2 separate regions of the Homo sapiens genome follow, and region 1 is linked to region 2. A link is a loop called in an ENCODE intact Hi-C map of the cell type or tissue named here. Cell type or tissue: breast epithelium. All regions are shown on one strand. Each heading gives the region's core, and the rest is flanking DNA. Links, peaks and the distances in the headings are about the cores only. Region 1 has its middle 14 kb from the start of RANBP9. Region 2 overlaps RANBP9 (RAN binding protein 9).

The links. Peaks named below come from ENCODE experiments on the same cell type or tissue, not always from the same donor. Only the 100,000 strongest peaks of a DNase experiment are listed, where the experiment ranks them.
Region 1: it touches region 2 in a loop (16-fold over the local background); 8 of 110 quality-filtered maps call a loop at or near these places.

Annotation. Positions count from the first base shown.
Region 1 is chr6:13,723,557-13,728,950 of GRCh38, reverse strand. No RefSeq gene overlaps it. Among named protein-coding and RNA genes, the nearest start is that of RANBP9, 14 kb to the right of the region's middle. In breast epithelium, for the core only: no CTCF peak of the experiment used is centred there; DNase peaks (open chromatin) are centred at 3,220 and 4,490; H3K27ac peaks cover 1,461 bases.
Region 2 is chr6:13,666,433-13,671,826 of GRCh38, reverse strand. All of the region lies in intron 2 of RANBP9 (RAN binding protein 9), which reads left to right. Among named protein-coding and RNA genes, the nearest start is that of RANBP9, 43 kb to the left of the region's middle. In breast epithelium, for the core only: no CTCF peak of the experiment used is centred there; no DNase peak of the experiment used is centred there.

The sequences.
Region 1 (5,394 bases), core at 102-5,101, 57 kb before region 2:
GAACAACACTCCGATATCAATAAGCACACTGAGCACCTAGATTTTGGCCTCAAACACCATTTGCAATTAAAAGGAATTATGGCTCCTTGGAGAAATGGCTGATTCCAGGGCTGTAGCATGGAAAGTGCGAGATGAGTCTGGAACATCTTGTTGTGCCTGAAAGTCAGGAAGTGCTCAGAAAGTGTTGGGGACAAGTCAAAAGGCATAGAAGACAGGTAGAGGGGCTCCAACTAGCCTACTGAGGGACAATCTGAATATCAAAATAAATAATAATGATGAATTCTAACCCTATTGAATAAAATTGGAAATCACATCCATAGAGCTATAAATAAATAAATGAAAGTTTGATGAAGAATGGGATATTTGGATTATTTCACAGCATCTCTCCACAAAATATTTATTAATTGCAAAGAGGAAAAGAATAACTTTATAGTGGAGAAGACTGACAGCACCTTTATTAAATGATAAAAGTTAGCATCATCAGAAATGCAACACATTACTATTGTGTGGCACCTGATACACTGAGAAGAACACAGAGGCATTTCTATGATATGCCTCCCAAGATTCATAACCTGAATCTACACTTGAGGAAATAGAGAAGCCCAAATTAAGGGACGCTAAAAAATAACTGGCCTGTAATCTTCAAAAGTGTCAGGGTCAGGAAAGTCAAGGAGTTACTGAGGAAGTGTTTCATGGCTAGAGACATATGACAAGTAACTGCAATGCATGGTTTGAACTGGATCATTAGCTGTAAACAATGTTATTGGGGCAACTGGTAAAATTTGAATGGGATGTGAAGATTAGATAGTACTAACGCATCAGTGTTTCTTTCCTGATTCTGATGGTTATATTTCGGTTATGTAGAATATCTTGTTTGTAGAAATTCCACACAGGTGATGTCAGCAATTTGCTCTCAAATGGCTCAGTAGAAATAGTTCTTTGAATTGTATCTCTGATTTCCCTGTAATTTTGTGATTGTTTCAAAAATTAAAAAAATTTTTTTAAAAGGAAGAAATGCTGGTCTCCCTTAGAACTTGTTGGAAATGCAGCTTCTTGAGCCCCACCCCAGATCAATTCTTCAGGTGATTCTGATGCACTGAGAACCACTGTACTAGCCCGTTTATTCAAATTTTAACATCAAAAAACCATTTCTTAGCTGAGTGTGACTCCCACTACTGGACACAAATAAGATTGGTCTTTTAAAATTTCTACTCCTATTTCCATTGATAATTCATTATAAAGCTGAAAAGGTTGATACTAAGAAAGTAGAATAATACATTTTAGAACTGTTTTGAAAAAAGAGGGAAGGAACTGCTATTTATTGAGAGCATGCCATATGCCAAGCTTCATGCTAGTTTCTTTCTTGTAGGAAAGAAAATCCATGGATTTTCAGGATAGCCTCCAGAAATTTAAATCAGAATCCTCCAGCCCAATTCACTGAATATTCTAGCTTCTTAGAAACCATTCACCATTCCTTCAACAAACATCTATTGATGGCCTACTATGTGCCAGGAGTAAGAAAAGCACTGAAAGTTACATGGCAGTAAATTCATGTACACAGTATTTGGTGCTTATGACAAAAACCTTCATAGCACATGTAACCTTTTTTAAAATAAGAGCTTTATTGAGATATAATTCACATACCACATAATTTATCCATTTAATATGTACAATTCAGCAGTTTTTAGTATATTCACAAAGTTGTGCAACCATCACCATCATACCTTTTAGAACATTTCACCACCCCCAAAATAAATTTTCTACCCACTAGCAGTCACTCCTCACTCTCTCTTCCCCCCAACTCCTGACAACCACTAATCTACTTTCTGTGTCTATGGATTTGCCTATCCTGAACATTGCATATAAAAGGAAACATAAAATATGTGGTCTTTTGTGATTGGCACCCTTCAATTAGCATAATATTATGAAGGTTCATCTGTGTTGTAACATTCATCAGAACCAGAACTCCATTCCTTTATACTGCTGAATAATGTTCCACTCTATGAATAGACAACATTTTATTTTTAAATGTTTAATTGAATTTAATTAAAAAATTCTTGAGACAGGGTCTCGCTCTGTCACCCAAGCTGGAGAGCAGTGGCATGATCACAGCCCACTGCAGCCTCGACCTCACGGGCTCCAGAGATCCTTCCACCTCAGCCTTCCGAGTAGCTGGGTGTACAGGTGCGCACCATTACGCCTGGCTAACTTTTCTATTTTTTTCTAGAGATAGGGTTTCTTCATGTTGCCCAGGCTGGTCTCAAACTCCTGGACACAAGCGATCCGGCCTCCCAAAGTGCTGAGATTACAGATGTGAGCCACTGTGCCCGGCCAACATTTTATTTATCCATTCATCCATTGATGGATATTTGGATTATTTCTACTTTTTTACTATTATGAATAATGCTGCTATGAACATTTGTGTGCAAGTTTTTATGTGAACATATGTTTTCCTTTCTTTTGGGTATATACCCAGGAGTAGAATTGCTGGGTCATATGGGAAATCTAAGTTTAAGCTTGGAGGAACTGCCATACTGTTTTCACACCTGCAGTGTCTGAGCGTATCAGGGCTCTGATTTCTGCACATCCTTGTCAACACTTGGTATAGTATATGTAATCTTTGCATCATAATTAAACTGTGAACACTTAATTCTTTTTTTTTTTTTTTTTTTTTTGAGACGGAGTCTCTCTCTATCTCCCAGGCTGGAGTGCAGTGGCGTGATCTCGGCTCACTGCAAGCTCCGCCTCCTGGGTTCACGCCATTCTCCTGCCTCAGCCTCCCGAGTAGCTGGGATTACAGGTGCCCGCCATCACGCCCGGCTAATTTTTTGTATTTTTGGTAGAGATGGGGTTTCACCGTGTTAGCCAGGATGGTCTTGATCTCCTGACCTCGTGATCTGCCCGCCTCGGCCTCCCAAAGAGCTGGGATTACAGGTGTGAGCCAACGTGCCCAGCCCCTACACTTAATTCTTAGAATGAAGACCACTGGATGGGTTATAAAGACTTGAAATCAAGCATTATGAAAGTAGCTTGCTTGTGTCATCAAGAAGTATTTAAGGAGTGCCTCCTAGATATAGGGCACTACAATAGGAAATAGGCTCTTTGAAGGTGTTTTTTTGTGGTTGTGTTAAGTAAATGGGGCACCTATGACTCAGATTTCCCTGGCAAGCCAGGAAGTATCTCAAAATCTCCAGGTCTGGTTCTACAGGCAGGGCAGCATGACTGAAAAATCTGGTATTTCAGATCACCCACGGTAGGCAGGGACAAGTAATGATAGCTTTTGGCAAACCTAAGACAGATCCAGGACACCTGTAATTGGCCTGAGTTTCCGGCTTTGAGTTCAGACCTAGCCTTTAGGCCACTAACTGGTGAACCATTGGCCAGATCTGACCCACAGAGGTGTTTTGTTTGACCTGTGAAGTGTTTGGAACGTTTTGATTTGAAATTCCTTTATGCTCTCCACTCTGTTATTGTTTTATACCCGACCTGGTTCACTCTTTTACATTATCTACCTGGCTCATGGAGGTATTTGAGTTTGCAAGTCCTGCTCAGGATGATGCCTTAGTCATATGTTTAAGGCCTGGGCAATTATCAAATAGAATATCATTGCCATAATAAAAAAGCAGAGTTACATCCCTATATCAACAAGAAGCAGTTGTTAAACCCATAATTGTGCAACATGCAACATAGAGAACAGTAAATAGTTGTGACCTATACCTATGAGGACCTTATAAACTAAGGTAAACCATGCTGACACAGACAGACTTTCACATGGTCAACAGAGAGTAGAAAAAGGCATATGGACCATGAAAATAAACATGATGAAGGTCAGTAATGAGCATGGTGGCAACAGCCAAACTTACGGGCTTGTGTTCCTACGTACACACGTATTCTAAAAATCGTCTCTTTATGAAAGACCCTCTTCCCAGATTAAACCTATTAAAATGTGAACTTATTTGATGGACATATTTGCAAGACTTGTGACATTCCAACATTGCTCAGTAATGCCAACATTCAGAGAGTTCTCTTAAGGCAGATGTAGTCATTGAAATGATCAGGTGTGTGATTAGAAATGTGACTGGAAGGCCAGGTGCAGTGGCTCTCACCTGTAATCCCAGCACTGTGGGAGGCCGAGGCAGGTGGATCACCTAAGGTCAGAAGTTTGAGACCAGCCTAGCCAACATGGTAGACCCCGTTTCTACTAAAAATACAAAAATTAGCCTGGTGGGGTGGCAGGAGCCTGTAATCCCTGCTACTCAGGAGGCTGAGGCATTAAAATCATCTGTATCTGGGAGGCGAAGGTTGCAGTGAGCTGAGATGGCACCACTGCACTCCAGCCTGGGTGACAGAGTGAGACTCCATCTCAAAAAAAAAAAAAAAAAAGCATCCTTGGATGCTCTTGGTGCCCTGAGCATGTCCTGTCACCTGCTGATGCACCCATCTCAGGCCACAGGGAATGTTGCCAGTGACTCATAGCCACACCCTCACCTCCTTGCCCAGAGATCCCTCGGATGTTATACCACCCCAGGGAGGAATGTGGTCTGCAGCTAATGAGTGGTTAATACAGGCTTTAAAAGCCCTGGACTCTTGCCTTAAGGTGGGATGACTGCATGGTGCACACACACTCCAGAGCTTCCTGTGGGGTTAGGCTGGAGCCAGACCTCACCGAGCTTACATCTTCGCCTGGCTTCCTCCCCGTGCTAGTTTACTTCCCTTATTCCCCTACACATTTCACTTGAGAGCACTCTGTCAAAAGATCACAGGTACCAGAAACCCCATCTCAGCCTCCGTTTCTAGGAAACCTGATCTGGGACACCTAACCTACCCTACAAAATTGTCCTTATGGGGTCAAATTTTTAAATAGTTATTAAAGCATAATACACATGACATTAGGCATGTAATGGTTAGAAAGTAACAGCCCTGAGCTGCAGCAGTCATGGTGACCCTCTAATAGTCCCTTAAAGGCAGTTTTATGGCATTAATGCCTCTGCCCAGTGGAAGAGCCATTTCAGTTCATACTTCAATCATAAAATTACTTTTCCATCAAACCAGAATGCTTATATAACCCCTTCCTTTACTGAAATGTGGCCAGAACCGAGAGAGAGAGAGAGAGCTATAAAATTATGAAGACAAGCAGTGAGCCTAGATTGCCTTATTGACGTACATAATTTATATAACCAAGCTCTGTATCTTACAGAAAAGTACTTTCAAATAGAAAGTGCTTTGATTTTGATGAGAGAACTGTGATTGTTATATCACTCTGGCTTCTACAATGCACAGTATACCTAATTGTCTTAACAACTTTGTGCAACATTTTTCCTGAAACCTAAAAAGTTTGCAGTGTGTGTATGTGTGGATTGGTTTCCAAGGGCTGCTGTAACAAATGGCCACAAA
Region 2 (5,394 bases), core at 153-5,152:
TGGAACAAAGTTGTCATCTTTATTTTTTTAATGAGAGTTGTATTGAGATGTATAATTCATGTACATATTCACCCTTTAAAAATGCACAATTTGGTAATTTTTACTATATTCACAGAGTTATGCAACCCTTACTATTTAATTTTTAAACATTTTTGTCACCTGAAAAAGGAACCCCAAAACACTCACTCCTCCCAGTTCCAGGCAGCAACTAACTATTTTGTTTTTATGGATTTACTTATTCTGGACATTTCATATAAATGGAATTATACAAAATGTGACCTCTCGTTTCTGACTTCTTTATCTTAACATGTTTTAAAGGTTAATGTTTTAAAGGTTGATTTATGCTGTATCATATATCAATACTCCATTCCTTTTTGTTGCCAAATTAATATTCCATTGTATTAATATATCACATTTTGTTTATCCATTGGTTGGTGGAAACACTTTTTGACTGTTAAGAATATTGCTGTTATGAAGAATTGTGTAACATAGTATGGCTATGTGTTTTCATTTTTATTGCAGAAAATGGGAGTGTAATTTCTGGGTCATAGATACCCTATGATTAACTTTTTGAGGAGCTGCCAGACGGTTTTCCAAAGTGGCTGTACCATTTTACTTACTACCAGCTATGATAGTTGCAGTTTCTCCACATTCTTGTCAACACATATCTTCTTGATTCTAGCCATCCTAGTGTATGTAAAATGAGAGCTCATAGTGTCTTTTGATTTGCATCTCTAATTACTAATGATTAACATAGTTTTACTTGCTTATTGGACATTTATACATCTTTGAAGAAATGTCTATTCAGATCCTTTGCCCATTGTTTTAGTAGGGTTTTCCTTTTATTGAGCTGTAAGAGTTCTTTATATATACTGTAAAAAGTTACCCTATCAGATATATGATTTGCATATATTGTCTGCCATTCTGTGAATTGTCTTTTAGTTTCCTTGACAGTATCCTTTAAATCACAAAAATTTTAAATTTTATGGAGTCTAGTTTGTCTACTTTTTTTTTTTTTTTTTTTTCTAAGATGGAATTTTGCTCTGTCTCCCAGGCTGGAGTGCAGTGGTATGATCTTGGCTAACTGCAAGCTCCACCTCCCGGGTTCACACCATTCTCCTGCCTCAGCCTCCCAAGTAGCTGGGACTACAGGCGCCCACCACCACGCCCGTCTAATTTTGTTTTTGTATTTTTGGTAGAGACGGGGTTTCACCGTGTTAGCCAGGATGGTCTCGATCTCCTGACCTCGTGATCTGCCTGCCTCAGCCTCCCAAAGTGCTGGGATTACAGGCATGAGCCACCACACCTGGCCTAGTTTGTCTATTTTTTCTTGTGTTTCTTCTGCTTCTGATGTCATATCTAAGAGACCATTGTCTTAAGCCACTATCAGAAAGACTTACATCTGTGTTTTCATCTAAGAGTTTCATAGTTTTAGCTCTTCAGTTAGCTCTCTAATCCATTTTGTGTTAATTTTTATATATGGTGTGAGATAGGGATCCAGCTACATTCTTTTTGAAAATATTTTTTTATTTTTGAGACAGAATCTTAATCTGTCACCCAGGCCAGAGTGCAGTGGCACAATCTGAGTTCACTGCAACCTCCGCCTCCCAGGCTCAAGCAATTCTAATGCCTCAGCCTCCCGAGAAGCTGGGACTACAGGCATGTGCCACTGCACCTGGCTAATTTTTGTATTTTTAGTACAGATGGGCTTTTGCTATGTCGGCTAGGCTGGTCTTGAACTCCTGACTTGAAGTGATCCACCCACCACCTTGGCCTTTCAAAGCGCGGGGATTATAGACTTGAGCCACTGTGCCCGACCTCAGCTGCATTCATTTGCATTTGTATGTTTTCCCAGTACCATTTGTTGAAAAAAAAAAAACCAGTTCTTTCCCCACTGGATTGTTTTTTCCTGCTTGTCAAAAATCAATTCATCTACCAGATGCTGTGGCTCACACCTGTAATCCCAACACTTTGGGAGGCCAAGGTGGACAGTATTGCTTGAGCCCAGGAGTTTGAGACTAGCCTGGGCAACATGGAGAAACCCTGTCTGTACAAAAAATGCGAAAAAAAGTTAGCCAGGCATGGTGGCATGCAACTGTAGTCCCAGCTACTCGGGGGCTGAGGTGTGAGGATCACCTAATCGGGAGAAAAAAGGCTGCAGTAAGCTGTGGTCATGCCACTGCACTGCAGCCTGGTTAAAGTGAGACCTTACTTGTCGCAAAACAACAACAATAACAAAATTAATTGATCGTGAATACAAGAGTTTCTGAAATCTCAATTCTATGGCATTGATCTCTATGTCTGTTTTTAAGCCAGCAACACATTCTCTTGGTTACTGTAGCTTTTTATTGAGTTTTAAAATTGGAATGTGTGAGTCTTCCAACTTTTTTGTTCTTTTTCAAGATTATTTTGGCTCTACTGGGCCCTTGCATTTGTGTATGATTTCAGGATCAGTTTGTCAATTTCTGCAGCAAAGCAAGTTAGGATTTTGATAGGGTTTGTGTTGAATCTCTAGATTAATTTGGGGAGTATTGCTATTTTAACAGCATTTAGTCTTCAAATCCATGAATATGGCATGGGGAGTCTTTCCATTTACTTAGCAGTTCTTTCATTTTTTCAACAATGTCGTTTTTAGTGTTCAGATTTCACACTTCTTTTGTTATATTTATTCCTAAGTATTCTTTTTTTTTATTCTGTTCCAAATGAAAGTATTTTCTTAAATTCATTTTCAAATTATTTCTAGTGTGTAGAAATACAACTGATTTTTGCATATTAATCTTGTATCTTGTAGTCTTGTTGAACTTGATTACTTTTAATAATTTTGGGGGAGGAGATTCTTTAGGATTTTCTATATACAAAATTGTGCCATCTGTCAATAGAGGATGCTTATTTCTTGCTTTCTGATCTGATGGCTTTTATGTCTTTTTCTTGCCCTCTTGCCCAGGGTAGAAGTTTCAGTACTATGTTGAATAGAAGTGGTGAGAGAAGACATCCTTTTTTTTGTCCCTAATCTTAAGGTCAAAGTATTCAGTCTTTTACCACTAAGTATGCTGTTAGCTGGGGATTTTTCATAGATGTTCTTTATCAGTGTGAGGAAGTTTCCTTCTGTTTCAAGCTTGCTGAGTCATGATTTTTCATGATTTTTTTTAAATCGTGAAAGGGTGATGAGTTTTGTGAAATTCTTTTTCTATGCCTGTTGAGATGATTATATGGATTTTGTTCTTTATTTTCTTAATATATTACATTGATTGATTTTTGTTTGTTAAACGAACTTCATGTTTTTGGGATATAAATCCCATTTGGTCATGATTTATAATCTTTTTTATGTGTTGCTGGATTTGATTTCCTAGTAATTTGTTGAGGATTTTTGCATTTGTATTAATGAAGGATATTTTTTCTGTAGTTTTTTTGTGATGCCTTTATCTAGTTTTGGTAACAAGATAGTACTGGCTTTGTAGAATGAGTTAGGAAGTATTTCTAGCTTTTTTGGAAGAGTCTGGGAAAGATTAATGTTAATTTTTATGTTTGGTAGATTTCCCCAGTGAAGCCATCTGAGCACGGGCTTGTCTTTGTGTTTTAAAATTACTATGCAGTTTCAGTAGTTTGTGTCTTTCTAGGAATTTGTCCATTTAAAGGAGGTTATGTAATTCATTGTTCATAGTATTTAATAATTGTTTTCTTATGATCCTTTTTAGTTTAGTAGTAATACTCTTGTAATTCCTGATGTTTAGTAATTTGAGTCTTCTTTTATTTTTCTTGCTTAGTAGAACCTACTTTTGAATTTGTTGATTCTATTGTTTTTCTAGTCTCTCCTCTTATTTCTCCCCTAATCTTTATAATTCCTTTTCTGCTACCTGCTTTGGGTTTAGTTCATTCTTAATGGTAGAAATTGGATTACTAATTAGAGATCTTTCTTTTTTATTTAATTTTAATTTTTGACAACAGTAACAAAAAATGTGTTGCGTAAGAATGGGGATACGTTCTGAAGAATGTGTGGTTAGGTGATTTTGTCATTGTAGGAATATCATAGAATGTACTTACACAAACCTAAATGGTATAGACCATACCACATGGCTTATTAAACACCTAGGCCATGTTGTGTGGTCTATTGCTCTGCTCCTAGGCTACAAAACTGAATAGCTTGTTATTGTGTTACAATAGGGAATTGTAACACAATGGTTTTGTGTATCTAAATACATCACATAGGAAAGATACAGTAAAAATGTGTGGTATAAAAGATTTAAAATGGCACACTTGTATAGAACAGCTCCATTATAATCTTATAGGACTATTGTTGTACATGCGGTCTGTTGTTGACCGAAACATTTGTTATGTGGAACATCACTGTAAATAGGTTTTTAAAAGTGTTTCTTGCATTGCCAGCATGTGATACATATACTAACTTAATCAAGAATGTAATAGATCAAAGATGCATTAAAATCTTAATAAGGTAGTCATTAATATACTGCCAAAAGGTATAGCAGAAAACTAATAATGGCCATAAAACAAAAATAAGAATTAAAAAGAACACAGAAAAAGATGGAGAGAACAGATGGACAGATAGCAAGATAGTAGGCTTAAGCCTATCAATAATAGGAATTAAACTAGAATGCTGTTAGTCTCCATTGTATGTTAGGCACAAACATTACTTACATAACTGTTAATAAATGCATAATTTGTGATGATCTACGTTGACATATTGATCTGAAAAATCTTCATGTTCATTGCTCTTGGTAAACACATAGTACCACAATAATAAATTTCTTGTTCACATAAATTTTGCCTGTCCCTCACTGTTGGATTGAGTTTGTTTTTATATGTCAGATAGCCTTTATATATCTACCAGCTATTCAGTTTACTGTGTGTCATGAGCCACACCCAGCCACAACTGGTATTACAAATTTCCCTTTGTCAGATAACCCTCCTTTCATCACTTCACAGTAACTCACAAGTGGTAACTCTTATGACACCCATTTCCCAGGCATAAACTTAGGTGTTTTTCAAGGTAAAATACTCACTTTCTTGTAGTATTTATTCCATAACAATTTTTTGTTGTTGTTGTTGTTTTGAGACAAGGCCTCTGTCACCCAGACTGGAGTGCAGTAGTACCATCATGTCTTACTGCAGCCTCGACCTCTCAGGCTCAAGTGATCCTCCCGAGTAGCTGGGACTACAGGCAATGCACCACCCTGCCAATCTTTTTTTTTTTTTTTTTTTTTTTTTTTTGGAGAGACGGGGTCCCAGGCTGGTCTTGAACTCCTGGACTCAAGCGCTTCTCTCACCATGGCCTCCCAGTTTTGTTTTCCTTTGGGATTACAGGCATGAGCCACTGTGCCTGGCCTATTCCTTAATAATTTAATTGGTGTAAAATTGTTTTTATTGGGTTCTTATCTT